2 separate regions of the Homo sapiens genome follow, and region 1 is linked to region 2. The links are chromatin loops, found by intact Hi-C in ENCODE. Cell type or tissue: HCT116. All regions are shown on one strand. Links, peaks and the distances in the headings refer to the core of each region. The heading gives the core; the rest is flanking DNA. Region 1 has its middle 10 kb from the start of ACSM1. Region 2 has its middle 22 kb from the start of GPRC5B.

Evidence for each region. Hi-C counts contacts between places; a loop is a spot of excess contacts. Peaks named below come from ENCODE experiments on the same cell type or tissue, not always from the same donor. Only the 100,000 strongest peaks of a DNase experiment are listed, where the experiment ranks them.
Region 1: a loop joins it to region 2, with 4 times the contacts of the local background. A loop is called at or near these places in 6 of 110 quality-filtered maps.

Annotation. Positions count from the first base shown.
Region 1 is chr16:20,705,483-20,710,865 of GRCh38, reverse strand. It overlaps a transcript of ACSM3 not described here and the pseudogene LOC124903661. Among named protein-coding and RNA genes, the nearest start is that of ACSM1, 10 kb to the right of the region's middle. In HCT116, for the core only: a CTCF peak has its summit at 2,531 (motif pointing right); a DNase peak (open chromatin) is centred at 2,430.
Region 2 is chr16:19,904,586-19,909,968 of GRCh38, reverse strand. No RefSeq gene overlaps it. Among named protein-coding and RNA genes, the nearest start is that of GPRC5B, 22 kb to the right of the region's middle. In HCT116, for the core only: a CTCF peak has its summit at 2,349 (motif pointing left); a DNase peak (open chromatin) is centred at 2,308.

The sequences.
Region 1 (5,383 bases), core at 104-5,103, 800 kb before region 2:
TGACCCACCTGCCTAGGCCTCCCAAAGTGCTGGGATTACAGGTGTGAGCCACTGCACTCGACCTAAATTATTATTATGTACCACTTAAATAGCACTTTACAGCTTATAACACATTTCATGAGCAATATTTCACTCAATCCTCTAAACCAATGGTCTCCAAAGTGAGTTTTGGGACAATCCACTGGGACTAAGAAATGAGAACAGAAACTTAAAAAATTATCGGCTGGGCATGTTGGCTCACACCTGTAATCCCAGTGCATAGGGAGGCCAAGATGGGAGGGTCGCTTGAGCCCAGTATTTCGAGACCAGCCTGGGTAACACAGTGAGACCCCATCTGTATTTAATTTTTAAAATAATGTTAATAATTTAATAAAATTAAAAATTACTGAGATACAATTCTTTTAATGCTTTTATCTCATTTTCATCTATGTTTTATAGTATGCATACTATATTAGTGCAGTAGAACAATGTAAGTGCTACACTCAGATGGGAAGATGTGTATTCTAAATATTTTTATTGATAGATTATACAACCCAAAATGCCTAGAGACTACTGTTTTAAGCAACCCTGGAAGGTCCATGTGGTTGTGCCCATTGGTGGAATATGAGATTTGGCCATAGCTGGGGAGTGGCAGAGCCAGCCCTCCACTCTATGGATTCTAGTGGTCTAGCATCATCAAACCTTGCCTAGACTACTTTGGCAATGCTTAGTTTATCTCATCCTAAACACTGGCTGGAGATAAGTCTGAATTTAAAGTACCAGTTAATTGCAGAAAGAACATGCACGTCCTAATTAGATGAAAGAGAGAAGGTAGTTTGTACTTTCTAAAGTGAATTATTGGGAATAAAGTGGAGTGTATATATAGTATTACAGATAACCACTACTGTTTCTTGAACATTTATTATGTGCCTGACATCTCACTTAAAATTAATCCCAGTGCATGATAACTTATTCAAGGGTCACAAAGTCAGTAAGTGGCAAAGAACTGAAAGGATTCAAAGGTATATTCCCCAGACTCCCAAGACTTGTGCTATAAGCCAAACTACTTATTTCCTGGTGAGTTCCCTGAAGTTAGCTAAAAAGGGAAATGTGGAGTTGAATTCCTAGGAAGGAGACTTTATTTATGAATATATTTTAAAAGCTTTTAAATATCATCCCTTCTTGAGAAAGTGAATAACTGTATAAGGATAAGGAAGTGGGTTAAGAAAATACCTTAGAGTATTCATTCAATGTAAAAATATAAGATTATTTATTTTACAAACCACCTGTTCTTAATGACTTATAAATAATTAGTATCCGTGGTATATTTGTGATATGAATGCACTCAATAGGTTGACCTCTAGCTTCAGGGTTAGGGGCAGTTTTCTTCTAGTGGTTTTCAGATAGCAAATATCTTAGGCTTTACTGCATACACTTTACAGCAGAAACCAAAATATTTTGCCATGTATAGGTATAGCAATAATTCTGAGTCAGAAAACATAATCTAACCTGCTTGTTTTACATTTAATTGAGTGTTTTATGTTAACCATTTCAGCTTTGTGTTCATTTTTCATTATCATTTTATAAATTTCATAACTTATGTTAAGCAATATCATTTTTTTCTTTCTTTTTTTCTGAGATAGTGTCTCGCTCTGTGCCCAGGCTGGAGTGCAGTGGTGCCATCTCAGCTCACTGTAAGCTCCGCCTCCTGGGTTGACGCCATTCAGCATGTGGATATCCAGCTTTCCTAGCACCATTTTTTAAATTATACTTTGGGTACATGTGCACAACGTGCAGGTTTGTTACATATGTATACATGTGCCATGTTGGTGCCTAGCACCATTTATTAAAAAGACTGTCCTTTCTTCATTATGTTATCTGAGGAAGTTTGCCAAAAATCAATTGACTGTAAATGCAATGGTTTATTTCTGGGCTCTATTCTATTGCATTGATGCATATGTCTGTTTTTAAGACAATAACATGCTGTTTTAATTACTATAGTTTTGCAGTATATTGTAGTACATTGAAGTCAGGGAGTGTGATGCCTCCAGCTTTTCTCTTTTTGTTCAAGCATATTTGGAGTATTTGAGATCTTTCGTGGTTCCATATGAATTTTAGAATTGTTTTTTTCTATTTTTGTTAAAAATATCATTGGAATTTTGACAAGGATTACATCGAGTCCATAGATCACGCTGAATAATATGGACACCTTAACAATATTAATTCTTTCAATCCATGAACACAGGATATCTTTCCATTTATTTGTGTCTTCTTCAATTTTTTCCATCAGTGTTTTATAGTTTCCAGTCTGCAGGTATTTTACTTTCCTTAGTTAAATTTATTTCTGAGTGTTTTATAAATGGAATTGTTTTCTTGATTTCTTTCTTAGATAGTTCATTGTTAGTGTATAGAAACACTATTAATTTTTGTACGTTGGTTTTGTGTCCTGCAAGGTTACTGAATTTGTTTATTAGTTCTGTTTGCAGATGACAGGATCTTATAAGTAGAAAAATTCTAAAGATTCCATTAAAAAATAATTGTGCACTGCCAAAAGGTGTCGCTGTTGTTGTTGTTGTTGTTGTTTTTGAGACAGGCTTTTACTCTGTCACCCAGGCTGGAGTGCAGTGGCGTGATCTCAGCTCACTGCAACCTCCACCTCCTGGGTTCAAGCAATTCTCCTGTCTCAGCCTCCCAAGTAGCTGGGATTACAGGCATGTACCACCACACCTGGCTAATTTTTGTATGTTTAGTAGAGTGTAGGTTTCACCATGTTGGCCAGCTTGGTCTCGAACTCCTAACCTCAAGTGATCCACCCGCCTTGGCCTCCCAAAGTGCTGGGATTACAGGCATGAACCACCATGCCCTGCAAGAAAAACTTTTATGCGTTGTTATTTTTTTAAATTTCATTTAGTTGTTTAGGTGTGTTTTCTTGCATCTCACTGACCTTCTTTAAGATAATTATTTTGAATTTTTTTCAGACAATTCATAGATATCCAATTTTTTGTGGTAGGTTGCTAGGGCTTTGTTAATTTTCTTTGGTGGTTTCATGTTTGTCTGATTTCTTGTTATTCAAGTAACCTTTTCATTTGAAAGAGCAAATACTTCTTCCAGGCCTTAGAAACTGGTTTTGGCAGGTTTGTGTTCTGTTAAGTTCCCTTAACAGTTCCCAGGCAGTACAAGTTCCCAGGCAAATGAGTTTGCCTATGGGATTGTAGCCAAATGCTTTTGGAGCCAGGTAACATGACTGCTGCTGGGTCCACAATGGAGTCCACAGTTGGTGAGCCTACTATCAGGGGCTCTAGCAGGCGTGGATCCTGTCTGGGCCCAGGGTGGTCTCTACTGTCTCCAGGACCTTGGTCCAAAGGGCTGGTACTGGGCTGATGGTCTACTTCAGGTGCACAGGAATAGGCCTGTTGTCCGGTTTGTGAATGGGTATGACTCCTCCAGGTCCCCAGGAGGGCTCTTGCTGGACCACTGGGTGAGACCTTGGGCAGGCAGTACTGCTCCAGTCTGCAGCTGAGAGGGGCGGAAACCAAGTTGCAGGGCTGCTTCAAGGTCTACAACTGAGACAGAAATATTCAGGCCTATCTCTGGTGTCACTGATGGGCATGTCTCACAGTGGGTCCCTGGGCAGGCAGCCATGCTCTCGATCTGTAGCTAAGTTGGAGTTGAGATTCAGGGCCTTTTCAGGATCTGCTATGGGGACTGAGGTTGGCAAGTATGACCCTGGGGACTCACATGGACTTGTCTCCCAGCTATTCCCTGGCTGGGCAGAACTGCTCTTAGACCTCAGCTGAGGGAGCCTTGGGCTGAAATTCAGGGTCATTTCAGGATTTGCAATGTGACTGAAGTTGGCAAGGCTGTCCCAGTGGCATAGATGGGCAAGTCTCTCAGCAGCTCCATGTACAGGCAAAATTGCTCTTGGGTTGCTGCTGAGAGGGTTTGGAGGCAAGATTAAGGGCCCTTTCTCATCTGCCTGGGGACTAAAATCCAAAATCCTGCCCTAGGGACTCATATGGACATGTCTCTCTCTGGGTCCTTATGCAAGCAGGACTGATTGCTTACTGCAGCTGAGATGGGCTGGAGTTGAGTTAGATGGTTGTTTCAGGGCCTCAGTTGAGAGCAAGTTCAGTGGGCCTGTCTTCTGAGGTACTACTGTGCATGACTGCCTCCTGTCAGAGCCCTAGGCAGATGGTTTTGGTAGCAGGATCAAGTCCAAATAGGGCTTTCAACAAACATGAGGCAGATGGGGCCATTTCCAAATCTGGGGTTAGGACCACCATCAATGAGTTTACCACCTGGGTGTGGGTCTACCCTCTCAAAACAACTCTCCTAGGTCTTGGGCTCCACTGGGGTTTTACAACTCCTGCCTAAATCCCCAGGTTCTCACAAAGGCACTTTTGCCCTTGAATAGATGAGAAATTATTGTTGCCATTGGGGAATGTGAGTGGGGGACTACCTACTCTGCCATCTTGCTGACATCACTTCCTAGCTTCCTTTGTTTCTGTAGAGAAGTCAGTGGTAATTTGAACAATTGTCCCACATGTGTAATGTATCATTTTCCTCTGTCTTCTTTCAAAATTTTATCTTCTTTTTGATTTTAAGAAGTTTGATTATGACATGCCTAAGTATTGTTTTTTTTTGTATTTCTCCCATTTTAGATTTTTCTAATATTCTTGGATCTGTAAATTTATATCTTTCACCAAAATCTGGAAAACTTTTGGTCATTATTTCTTAAAATATTTTTTCTGTCTTTTTCTAGAACTCCAATTTTTATGTATACACACACACACACACACACACTGTTCCACGATTCACTGAGGCTTCACTTTTTATAAAAATATTTTTCTCTCTATTCTTAAGACTGCTAATTCCTTTTGAACTAATTTCAAGTATGCTAAATTTCTTAGATCTCCAATATGCTATAAGGTCCATTAAGTTCATTTTTAATTTAGAGTAATACATTCTTAAATAGTCTCAATTTTAAAATCATTTCTATTTTTCCACTAACATTTTTATTGTTCATATTGAACATAATTTTTTAGTCCTTGAGCATAATGATTACAGCTGTAGCACTGTTATTGAAATCCTTCTCTACTAATTCCAACATCTGAGTCTTTAGTTTTCTTCATTGATGTTCTTTTTCTCTTGCAAATGAGTATGTGTTCCTGTGTCTTTGTGTATCTAGTAATTTTAGACTTTATATTGAACATTGTCGTTAATATACTGTAGAGACTCTGGATTTTGGTAGAGAATCTGGATTTTGTTTTGTTTATTCATTTCTTTTAGCCTGAGGCTGCATGGATTCTGTGTATTTCAGGGATCAGCCATGGATTTGGGCAGAATTTATACACAAAATTTGAAGCTCCTCTTCTCTCTCTCTCTTGAAATTTTTCCATAAAAA
Region 2 (5,383 bases), core at 298-5,297:
CAAGTGACTGATCTTTCTGAGCCTCAGTCACCCCTGCTGTAAAATGGGGATAATAAAGATTCTCACCTCTTAGACAATTGTGAGAAATAATGGAAATAATGTATGTATTTAAGAAATAGTAGCTGCTATGGTTATTATTTTATCTTTACTTCTAGTTTAAAGTCAAGAGTTGGCCGGAAGTGGTGGCTCACACCTGTAATCCCAGCACTTTTAGAGGATTGTTTGAGGTAAGGTGTTCGAGACCACCCTAGCCAACACAGGGAGACTCCGTCTCTAAATTAAATAAATAATCAATCCAGGCCAGGCGTGGTGGCTCACGCCCATAATCCCAGCACTTTGGGAGGCTGAGGCGGGTGGATCACTTGAGGTCAGGAGTTCAAGACCAGCCTGGCCAACATGGTGAAACCCTATCTCTACTAAAAATATAAAAAATTAGCCAGGCGTGGTGGCACATGCCTGTAATCCCAGCGACTGGAGAGGCTGAGGCAGGAGAATCACTTGAACCCGGGAGGCAGAGGTTGCAGTGAGCTGAGATCACACCACTCCACTCCAGCCTGGGTGACAGAGCAAGGCTCCATCTCAAAAAAAATAAATAAATAACAGTAATAATAATAAAGCCACATTCTCAGCCTTCCCTTGCCCACCCTGAGAAGTGAGTGTTTGCCCTCATTTCTATATTTCTGAGCCCCAACCGTCCCACCATTCTGACCTTAGCTACCCTCCCCTCCCCATCCCAACTAGTATTAACATATAGTGAATATTCATCATAGGCCAAGAACTGAGCTGGATCTTTACCTGGATTATCTCATTTAATCCATGATATTATTAGACCCATTTTACAGAGGAAGAAACTGAGGTTCAGAGAGGTTAAGATCATACAGCTATGAAGTGGGCTCTGAGACCAAGTGTACCTAATTTCCCAAAGTTCAGGTCATTTTTTTCCTCCAACACAGATCTTGAGAGGTGAGAATAAAAGCCTTACCTACAACACTAGCCAACATTTAGGATCTACACACATGTATTATTACCCTCTCATTTATCTTTTTTTTTTCTTCTTTTTTATTTTTTTTGGAGACAGGGTCTCACTCTGTCACCCAGGCTGGAGTGCAGTGGTATGATCATAGCTCACTGCAACCTCCATCTCCTGGGCTCAATCCATCCTCACGTCTCAGCCTCCCAAATAGCTGAGACTACAGGCACATGCCACCACACCTGCCTAATTTTTTTTACTTTTTGATAGAGACAGGGTTTCACCATGTTGGCCACACTAGTCTTGAACTCCTGAGTCAGGCAATCTGCCCACCGTGGCCTCCCAAAGTTCTGGGATTACGGGCATGAGCCACCGTGCCTGGCCCTTTTATTTCCATTTTACAGATAAGAAAACCGAGTCCAGGGTCTATCCCAGCAGCAAGGACTGACCACCTTCCCAATTCCACTTCTCATGCGCTGGGAGTGAAGCTTATATTTCTGGACTCTTGACCCAGTGCTCATTCAGCATCTTTCCCTTCCCCATCCTCCATCCCTGTCAGGCCTCTGAGCCCATGCTAAGCCATCATATCCCCTGTGACCAGCACGCATACATCCAGATGGCCCAGATGGCCCGAAGTAACTGAAGAATCACAAAAGAAGTGAAAATGGCCTGTTCCTGCCTTAACTGATGACATTACCTTGTGAAATTTCTTCTCCAGGCTCATCCTGGCTCAAAAACTCTCCCACTGAGCACCTTGTGATCCCCACCCCTGCCCGCCAGAGAACAACCCCCTTTGACTGTAATTTTCCACTACCTACCCAAATCCTATAAAACAGCCCCACATCTGTCTGCCTTTGCTGACTCTCTTTTCGGACTCAGCGCGCCTGCCCCCAGGTGAAATAAACAGCTTTGTTCTCACACTCGCGTCTCTTCACACGGACGCGAGTGAAAATCCCAACCCCAATGTCTCCATTTGCATCCCGGCCTGTGAAGGCTGACCAAGTGGCATAGCGGACAGGAACTGATGCAAGGATCAGAAGATGCAGTTCAGGTACCACTCAGCTGTGTGACTTTGGATTACTTACTTCCCCTCTCTGAGTCTCAAGTGCCTTATCACACCCCATACCCTAAAACTGTGATCATCTCAGCAGTCCCCCGCGGGAGAGTCCTACTCTCCTCCCACACCATTCCTCATCCCGGGGAGGCGGAAAGTAGAGACTCAAAAAGCCGTAAAACACAAAGAAGACTGCTCCTTGGAGCTCAAAGTTGCTGTCTTTTCAAGGACAAAGAGAAACAGACCTGCATTAACCAATTACGCCTTGAGCGCCCCTGAACTGGGTGAGAGCCACATCCGCAGGAAACACTGCCACCCTGTGGCCCCTGTGCTTCACTGCAGGCCACTTCCAGGGCCCTGCGGGAAGCTCACCACGGGCTCAGAGGCAAACCCGTTGCAGGATTCAAAAGTGGCGCGCACGGGGGAGGTGGGGAGACTGAGTTGGGAGGATTGCTTGAGCACACGAAGTAGAGGCTACAGTGAGTCGCAATCATGCCACTGCATGCCAGCTTGGGAAACCGAGCCAGACCCTGTCTCCAAAAAAAAAAAAGATGAAGTCATATTGGGTAAGGATAGGCTGTAAGTCTAGTAACTGATATAAGATGAAGAGAGGGCCGGGCACGGTAGCTCACGCCTGTAATCCTAGTGTAGCAGGACGAGCCACAGACAAGAACCCTTCAGACACGGAGTTGTGGAAGGAAAGGGCTTTATTCAGCTGGGAGCATCGGCAGACTCATGTCTCCAAAAACCAAGCTTCCCACATGAGCAATTCCTGTCCCTTTTAAGGGCTTACAACTCTAAGGGGGTCCGAGTGAGAGGGTCGTGATCATTGAGCAAGCAGTGGATATGTGACTGGGGGCTGCATGCACTGGTAATCAGAATGGAACAGAACAGGACAGAGGTTTTCACAGTGCTTTTCCATCCAATGTCTGGAATCTATAGATAACATAACCAGTTAGATCGGGGTCAGTCTTTAACTACCAGGCCTGGAATGTAGCGCCGGGCTGTCTGACTACTGATTTCACTTCTGTCTTTTAACTCCTACTTTTTCTTCGAGGCAGAAATTGGTTATAAGACAATAGGAGGGGTGGTCTCCTCCCTTACTAGCACTTTGGGAGGCCAAGGCGGGTAGGTCATCTGAGGTCAGGAGTTCGAGACCAGCCTGGCCAACATGGTGAAAATCCATCTCTACTAAAAATGCAAAAAATTATCTGGGCATAGTGGCGGATGCCTGTAATCCCAGCTACTTGGGAGGCTGAGGTAGGAGAATCACTTGAACCCGGGAGGCAGAGGTTGCAATGAGCCAAGATCACGCCATTGCACTCCAGCCTGGGCAAAAAGAGCAAATCTCTGTCTCAAAAAAAAAAGATGAAGAGAGGACCCACGCAGCCACAAGTCAAGGAACACCTGGGGCCCCCAGAAGCTGGAAGAGGCAAAGAGGGATTCTCACCCAGAGCCTTCGAAGAGAGCACAGCCCTGGAGACACCTTGATTGTGGACTTCCGGCCTCCAGAACTGTGAGAGAATACATCTCCATTGTTTTAAGCCACCTGGTTTGTGGTAGTTGGTTGTGGCAGCCCCACAAAACTAATACAGGTGCCTACTTAACACATTGGAAAGCATGAAGCAGGTATTTGTGGTTGAATGATACACATACGGCCAGGTGCAATGGCTCACGCATGTAATCCCAGGACTTTGGGAGGCTGAGGCAAGAGGATTACTTGAGCCCAGGAGTTCGAGACCAGCTTGGGCAACATGATGTCCCCTTGTTTTTGTTTAATAAGCTAGGTGTGGTGGTGCCTGGAGTCTCAGCTACTCAGGAGGCTGAGGTGGAAGGATCTCTTGAGCCCGGAAGGTTGAGGCTGCAGTGAACTATGATTGCACCCCTGTACTCCAGCCTGGGTGACAGAGCGAGACTGTGTCTCAAAAAAAAAAAAAAAAATTTACATATCTTGTTAAACGCAGTCCCGGTCAGCAGAGATTCTTTCTAATGCTATTTTTCTCTGAAATGTTTTGTAAAAATAAATGCTTCACCCCGTGCTGGACACTATTGCACCGGCATCGAAGGACTGTGTGGGTATCAGCAGGCACGCTCCACTCTCAGCCAATGGGTGTGGTTCACTGAGCCCACCTCTCTTTCTCCTGATTCCCTTGGGTTTGGTGGACAATTTTGACCCATAACGGAGGATCAGAGGCATGGCAGTGAGGAGGCCAGGCCTGCCGGGTGGTGAAGTCAAGGTCTCCCAGCTGGTCTAGGCTCTTTTAAGGAGATACTTGTATTCGTTTCTTGCTGGGACTTTAAAAAATTAACAAAAACGTCAGGACTTAAAACAATACGTATGTATTATTGTATAGTTCTGGAGGTCAAAATTATGCAACAGGTTATACTGGACTGAAAGTCAGTGTGTCGGTAGGGCTGGTTCCCTCTGGGAGCTCCAGGGGAGAATCTCTTTCCTTGTCTTCTCCAGATTCTAGAGGCTGCCGCACACCTTGGCTCATGGTCCTGCAGGGGAGGAAAGATTTATTTCCCCACCCATCTTAGGTTCATGGCAGAGGCACCCTTAATAAAAGACTGATGAATCAGAGAAGAGCATAGCCATTTATTTAACACAAGTTTTATGTGACATGGGAACGTTTAGAATGAAAACTCAAGGAAACGGGGAAGTGTGTGTGTGTGTGTGTGTTTAAGCAGTTTGTAACTTATTTTATTTTTATTTTTTCTACTTGTATTTTAGATTTGAGGATACAAGCGCAGGTTTGCTACAAAGGTATATTGTGTGATGCTGAGGTTTGGGGTGTGATTACGATTGAACCCGTCACCCACGTAGTGAACACTGTACCAAGTAGGTAGTTTTTCAATCCTTGCTGCCTCCCTCTCTCCTTCCTCCCTCTTGTACTCTTGTATTTCTCAGTGTTTATTGTTCCCTTTTTTTTTTTTTTTTTTTGAGATGAATCTCACCCTGTCACCCAGGCTGGAGTGCAATGGCATGATTTCAGTTCACTATAACCTTTGTCTCCCAGGTTCAAGCGTTCCTTGAACCTGCTCACTGGAGGGGAACTTATGGGGTTCAGGACATACTACCTCAAAATATGGCACCTTGTATTCGAGAAAACAGCAGAAGCAGGAAGGCCACTCTCACCTTCCCTTCACCCTGCTCCCCTGAAGCCGGTCATAAAACCTTCATTTGAGGGGTGGCCACCCAGAGGAAAGGAATATCTTATCCTTTCTTTTGTTTGGTTTTGAGACAGGGTCTTGCTCCATTGCCCAGCTGGAGTGCAGTGGTGCGATCATAGCTCATTGCAGCCTCAAACTCCTGGGCTCAAGCAATTCTCTTGCCTCAGCCTCCCTAGTAATAGCTT